2 separate regions of the Homo sapiens genome follow, and region 2 is linked to region 1. The links are chromatin contacts, found by Hi-C or POLR2A ChIA-PET in ENCODE. All regions are on one chromosome and are shown on one strand. The core of a region is the stretch at or near the end of the contact, and the rest is flanking DNA. Distances in the headings are between cores, read along the strand shown.

Region 1 (3,413 bases), core at 577-3,076:
GCTTATGCTTGTAATCCCAGCACTTTGGGAGGCCAAGGCGGGAGGATTGCTTGAGACCAGGAGTTAAAGACCAGCCTGGGCAACATAGCAAGACCTCATCTTTCTTTCTTTCTTTATTTTGAGACAGAGTCTTGCTCTGTCACCCAGGGTGGAGTGCAATGGTGTGATCTTGGCTCACTGCAACCTCTGCCTCCCAGGTTCAAGCGATTCTCCTGCCTCAGCCTCCTGAGTAGCTGGGATTACAGGTGTGTGCCACCTCACCCGGCTAATTTTTGTTAATTTTTATTTTTAATTTTATTACTACTATTTTTTCTTTTTTCTTTTTTTTTTTTTTTTTTTTTTGAGAGAGTCTCACTCTGTGCCCCAGGGTGGAGTGCATGATCTCAGCTCACTGCAGCCTCTGCCTCCTAGGTTCACACAATTCTCCTACCTCAGCCTCCTGAGTAGCTGGGATTACAAGCATGCACCACCACACCAGGCTAATTTTTTTTTTTTTTCAGTAGAGACGGGGTTTCACTATGTTGGCCAGGCTGGTCTCAAACTCCTGACTCAAGTAATCTGCCTGCCTCAGGCTCCCAAAGTGCTGGGATTACAGGACCTCATCTTTAGAAACACACACACACACACACACACACACACACACACACACACACACACACCAAAAACTTAAATGACAAGTATGTGGGGCCTCAGAGTTGCTTTCTCCTTCAGAAATCTATTCCTCAGAAACAATAACAAAAAATTAGAGCCAACGTCAGTTTTATGTTCTCAGCAAGACTGAAGTGGATTCTACATCTATGTAACTTGATCAAGTTGTCCTAGAAAAGGAGCAGCAAAGGAAGACGGAATGGAGATGAGAGAGGTGGTTTTGAAATGAAAAGTCACAAAGGAGAAACTGAATGGCAGACTGTATATGAAGATCATTGAATTAGGGAAAATAAACTATGATTTATCCAACAGAAAGAAACCTTAAAAAATGATTTAAAAGTTTGCCGAGGGCTGGGCGCAGTGGCTCAAGCTTGTAATCCCAGCCCTTTGGGAGGCTGAGGTGGGAGGATTGGTTGAGCCAGGAGTTTGAGATCAGTCTGAACAATATAAGGGAGATCCCCATTTCTACAAAACAATTAAAAAATTAGCTGGGTGTGGTGGCACGTTCTGTGGTGCCAGTAACTCAGGAGGCTGAGGCAGGGTTGTGGGGATCGCTTGAGCCCAGGAGGTCGAGGCTGTAGTGAGGTGTGATCATGCCACTGCACTCCAGCCTGGGTGGCACAGCAAGATCCAATCTCAAAACAAAAACAAAAACAAAACAAAAAAAGAGAGGCAGAAAAAGGTATATGGAAGACAAATCCCTTAGCTACACCCTACAAACAATCAGAGTCACTAAAAGAAAGAAAAAAATGGTGGTGGTGGTGGTGTTGGAGAAGAAAAAGAAATAATGAAAGACAACTTTCTTAATCTATAGAAAGAACTTAAGTTGATATGGTTGATCAAGGAGCCAGAAATAACCAATCTAGAATGGCCTTGAAAACATAAGCAGCCTAGAAATTTACAGCGTCTTGGGGAAATCTTTGATGTTCTACAGGTTCAATTTTTGCTAAATCTGGCTTGGCAAGCCCCCTGCTGACATTTTAACATGACTGTTAATGACACGGAGTAGGACAGAAATTCCAGCGAAGCATGGTGGATCGAATATTCTTCCTTCCTTCTCCAGAGTGCACTGTAATGATAATAAAAGGTCAAACAAGGCACAAACAGGGAGAGCAGAAGAGGAAATAATCGCAACACATTTTTGAAAGGTGAAATTCATGTGAACAAGGGGTAAGCTGACCAGAAAACCAGAGGTCTGAATCAGAAGCCTAAAAACCAGATGACTCATAACCTAGAAGCCTAAAGTGAATCAGAATATGCAGGCAAGAGAGAACTCTAGGCTGGGTGCGGTGGTTCACGCCTGTAATCCCAGCACTTTGGGAGGCCAAGGCGGGTGGATCATGAGGTCAGGACTTCAATACCAACCTGGCCAAGACGGTGAAACCCCATCTCTACTAAAAATACAAAAATTAGCCAGGTGTGATGCCACACGCCTGTAATTCCAGCCACTCGGGAGGCTGAGGCACAAGAATCGCTTGAACCTGGGAGGTGGAGGTTGCAGTGAGCCGAGATCATGCCATTGTACTCCAGCCTGGGCGACAGAGTGAGATTCCGTCTCAAAAAAAAAAAAAAAATTAGTGGGGCGTGGTGGCACACACTTGTAATCCCAGCTACTCAGGAGGCTGCGGTGGGAGAATCGCTTGAACGCAGGAGGCGAAGGTTGCAGTGAGCCAAGATCATGCCATTGCACTCCAGCCTGGGGGACAAGAGCAAAACTCCGTCTCAAAAAATAAAAAATAATAAAAAAAGAACACTGAAAGCCAGAATGCAGATAGGTCCAAAGGGTTAACACAAAGCAGCACACCTTGGCAGAAGTTAGAGGCTTACTCTCTGGAGAGGTTCAACTAGAGCAGTGGTTCTCAACCTTGGCTGCACATTGGAGTCACCTGGAGAGATTTTAAAAGACTGATGTTCAGACCACCCCACCAGATGTATTAAAGTAAAAACTCTGGGTAAGGTATACAGCCTTCAGTATGTCTTAAAGCTCTCTAAGTAGTCCAAAATATGCAGCCCTTTTGGGTACCAAAGAATAGAAGGACTCTGGACTTGAGGACATCAAGTGGATAGGGGTGCTGTACTGGAAAGAGCAGGATGGAGTCTGTCTATATATACTGAATGGAAGCTTACTTGGCTCCAAAAAATTCCTGGTAGCTGGATTTGTAATTATACTATAGTTTTTCATCCCCATTCTAAAGAGTGGAGGATTCCCCTCTGGAAGAAACTAACCACAAGAAAAAATGCCGGGAAGATCCTCAGTGAAGTGGTACACTCAGATCACTCTATAATAGAACTCTCTTGTCATATCTCACAAATTTCTAACTTGAAGAGCAGAAGAAAACCTCAACAAAATGAATATCTTTACAAGTCCTATTATAGCCATGAAAAAGAATAGAATGTTATGAAAAGGGGAACAATCAGGAAATAAAAAAATAGAACCCTGAGAAATTGTAAATATGGGCCAGACGTGGTGGCTTACACCTGTAATCCCAGCATTTTGGGAGGCTGAGGCGAGTGGATCACCTGAGGTCAGGAGCTCGAGACCAGCCTGGCCAACATGGTGAAACCCTGCCTTTACTAAAAAATACAAAAATTAGCTTGGTGCAGTGGCAGGCGCCTGTAATCCCAGCTACTCGGGAGTCTGAGGCAGGAGAATCGCTTGAACCCAGGAGGCAGAGGTTGCAGTGAACCAAGATTGTACCATTGCACTCCAGCCTTGGAGACAGAGTAAAATTCCATCTCAAAAAAAAAAAAAAAAGAAAGAAAGA
Region 2 (3,413 bases), core at 399-2,898, 61 kb before region 1:
GCCAAAAGGTGAAAATTACCCCAATGGTCATCAACAGATGAATGGATAGTATATGGTCTTAAGAAAGAAGGAAATTCTGACACTTGTTACAATATGGATGAACCGTGAAGACATTATGCTAAGTGAAATAAGCCCAACAAAAGAGGATAAATACTGTATGGTTCTACACATATGAATTTCCTAGAGTAGTCAAACTCATAGATATAGAAAATAGGCTGGGTGCAGTGGCTCACGCCTGCAATCCCAGCACTTTGGGAGGCTGAGACAGCTGATCATTTGAGGTCAGGAGTTCGAGACCAGCCTGGCCAACATGGTGAAAACACATCTCTACTAAAAATACAAAAATTAGCCAGGCATGGTGGCGCGTGCCTGTAATCTCAGCTACTCAGGAGGCTGAGGCAGAAGAATCCCTTGAACCCAGGAGGCAGAGGTTGCAGTGAGCCAAGATCACACCACTGCACTCCAGCCTGGGCGAAAGGGGGAGTTAGTGTTTAATGGGGTCAGAATTTCAGTGTGGGAAGATAAAGTTGTAGAGATGGACGGTGGTGATGGTTCACAGCAGTGTGAATGTACTTAATGCCATGGAGATGTATACCTACAGATGATTAAAATAGTAAATTTTATGTTGTGTATATTTTACCACAATGAGAAAACCCAATGAAATTAGTTAGTTGAAATCAGAATAAAATGTTGAGCAAAAACCTTTTAAATAGATTTTATTTTATCAGGATTAGAGATTATAACTTTGGCCAGCTATAAAAATGACTAGGATTCTTGCATGCATGCGCGTATACACATGTACACAATTTTTAATGGAAAGATGGTAAAAAAATTATTTAAGTTGTAAAAATTTTGTTAGAAAATTATGAGGAAAAGACTAAAAAGATATTTTAGGCTGGCGTGGTGGCTCACACCTGTAATCCCAGCACTTTGGGAGGCCAAGGTGGGCAGATTGCTTGAGCACCGGAGTGTGAGATCATCCTGGGCAACATGGTGAACCCCTGTCTCTACGAAAAATAGAAAAAAATGGCTGAGTGTGGTGGTGCACCCCTGTAGTCCCAGCTACTGGGGAGGAGGCTGAGGTGGGAGGATCACTGAGCCCAGGAGGTCAAAACTGGAGTGGGGTCAATCCGCACCACCACACTCCAGCCTGGGAAATAGAGGGAAACTCTGTCTCAAAATAAATGAATAAATAAATAAAAATAAAGATTTTACAGAAAGTGAATAATCTGCAATTAAGCCACCAAACAATTGCCCATAGAATGAAAGAACGTATTAAAGCTAAATGGATTCAAATTTTGGAAAATTGCACAATTTAGCTGAGTCATGCCATGAGATACCACCCAACTAATAGCCTGGGTATATTTATTCAAAAAGGTCTTCCAAATTTATGAAAAAACCTTGTCAATTCATGGCTTACCAAAGTGTAGCATAGATTTTAAAAACATCTTTTACATCTGACCAAAAAAATTTCACTTAGATATGAAAAAATTAGTTTCTATCATGCCAGATGGTCCTCCAGCTATGTTTGGTCAAAAATCTGGTTTTATTGGAGTTTCAAAACAAGAGACTGATGTTTCCCTTATTGCTTCATCCCACTGTATGATAAATACTGAAAATATTTGTGCTGCTTTTGGAAGCAGGCTCCATGGAAAGTGTCATGGGTACAGTTGTTAAAACTGTTCAGTGTATACATACAAATGCTGTGAATCACCACCAGTGCATGGGATTTTTGAAAGAAATAGAAGGCAATGAATGGGGTGATCTTGGGTCTTCGCCAATGTTCATTGGTTGAGTCATGGAAGAGTTTTACAAAGATTTACTGTACTGTCAATTCCAATTCAAGATTTTCTTGAAACAAAGGGAATGCTTGCCAAATATTTAATAATCAAAGATAAACATGGCAGTGTGACTTAAGTTTTCTCAGCAATATCATAGTGTATATGAAATGAGATAAATTCCAAGCTCTAAAGAAAGAAAAACCTGTGACCTAGCTGGAAAAGTATAAGAATTTACATTGAAATGAAAACATTTCATAATACAAATCAATAGTAATGATTCTGCATATTTTTAACATGAATCAATATGCAAAATATATATTTTTTAAGACAGGGTTTTGCTCTGTTGCCCAGGCTGAAGTGCAGTGGCATTATCTTGGCTCACGGCAACCTCTGCCTCCCAGACTCAAGTGATCCTCCCACCTCAGCCCCTCAAGTAGCTGGGACTACAGATGCACGCACCATCATGGCCTGCTAATTTTTTTTTTTTTTTTTTTTTTTTTTTTTTTTTGTAGATACAGGGTCTTGTCATGTTTCCCAGGTTGGTCTCGAACTCCTGAGCTCAAGTGATCTTCCCCACCTCGGCCTCCCAAAGTGCTGGGATTACAGGCATGAGCCACCGCGCCTGGCTGCAAAATATTTTTAATGGTAATCACCAGTATTATGTAAATTATCTGCAAAACTTACAAGAAAAATTTGAAGAATATTGTTGATATTGACAAACTTTAGAGTTACTTTTCAATTTATACAGCATCCTTTTACATTCCATGTTAATACTGAGTTGACATGAGGATTGGTGAATTGCTATAACTCGGACAGAAGTAGGTTTTTGTTTTTTGTTTTTTGTTTTTTTTTTGAGACAGGGTCTCACTCTGTTGCCCAGGCTGGAGTGCAGTGGCGTGATCTTGGCTCACTGCAACCTCTGCCTCCCAGGCTCAAGCTTCCTGAGTAGCTGGGATTACAGGCATGCACCACTACCACCGGACTAATTTTTGTATTTTTAATAGAGATGGGGTTTCACCATGTTGGCCAGGCTGGTCTTGAACTCCTGACCTCAAATGATCCATCCGCCTCAGCCTCCTAAAGTGCTGGGATTATAGGCATGAGCCACTGTGCCCAGCCTGGACAGAAGTAGTTTTAAAACTGATATGCTTTTGCTTCAAAGTCAAACCACTATTCCAATAAAGATGAACTAGCTTCACCAATGTGGAAGTGAATAATACAGGAAAGTGATTTTTTGATACTTGGAAAATATTTAAGTATCTTTGGAACAACCTGCATATGCTGTTCTACTTTTTCAACTGTAACTATAAATACAGATCAAATGTTTTCAATGACAGCTGTACTGTAAGTGTAAAATACACCCTGGATGTCAAAGATTTAGAATAACAACAGGAAGTAAGGAATATATCTCATTACAAATTTTTATATTGATTTCAGGTTGACATGAAGATATTTTAGAAATGTTAGGTTCAATAAATTGTAATGTTAAAATTAATTTCATCTGTTTCTTTTTACCTTTTAAAAGTGTGGCAACTAGAATATTTACAATTACGTGTGTGGTTTGTGTTATTATTCTATTCAATAGTGATGGGCTGGGTGTGGTGGCTCATGCCTGTAATCCCAGCAGTTTGG

What was found. Hi-C counts contacts between places; a loop is a spot of excess contacts on that map. ChIA-PET counts read pairs that join two places held with the same protein, here RNA polymerase II (POLR2A). Pooled maps may share reads with other maps.
Region 2: a loop to region 1 is called in a map of A673, with 6 times the contacts of the local background. The contact joins two enhancer-like sites. A Hi-C loop is called at or near these places in 7 of 168 maps with a recorded cell type or tissue (A673, IMR-90, PC-3 and 4 more) and 2 of 50 pooled maps. POLR2A ChIA-PET finds 5 or more read pairs at or near these places in 4 of 52 experiments (GM10248, WTC11 and activated T-cell).

The regions. Positions count from the first base shown.
Region 1 is chr16:24,584,009-24,587,421 of GRCh38, reverse strand. No RefSeq gene overlaps it. Among named protein-coding and RNA genes, the nearest start is that of RBBP6, 46 kb to the right of the region's middle. Within about 2 kb of position 1,826, at least 2 of the 41 ENCODE cell types and tissues checked have a DNase peak (open chromatin) inside an H3K27ac peak, as active enhancers do.
Region 2 is chr16:24,644,711-24,648,123 of GRCh38, reverse strand. It overlaps a transcript of TNRC6A not described here. Among named protein-coding and RNA genes, the nearest start is that of LINC01567, 25 kb to the left of the region's middle. Within about 2 kb of position 1,648, at least 6 of the 41 ENCODE cell types and tissues checked have a DNase peak (open chromatin) inside an H3K27ac peak, as active enhancers do.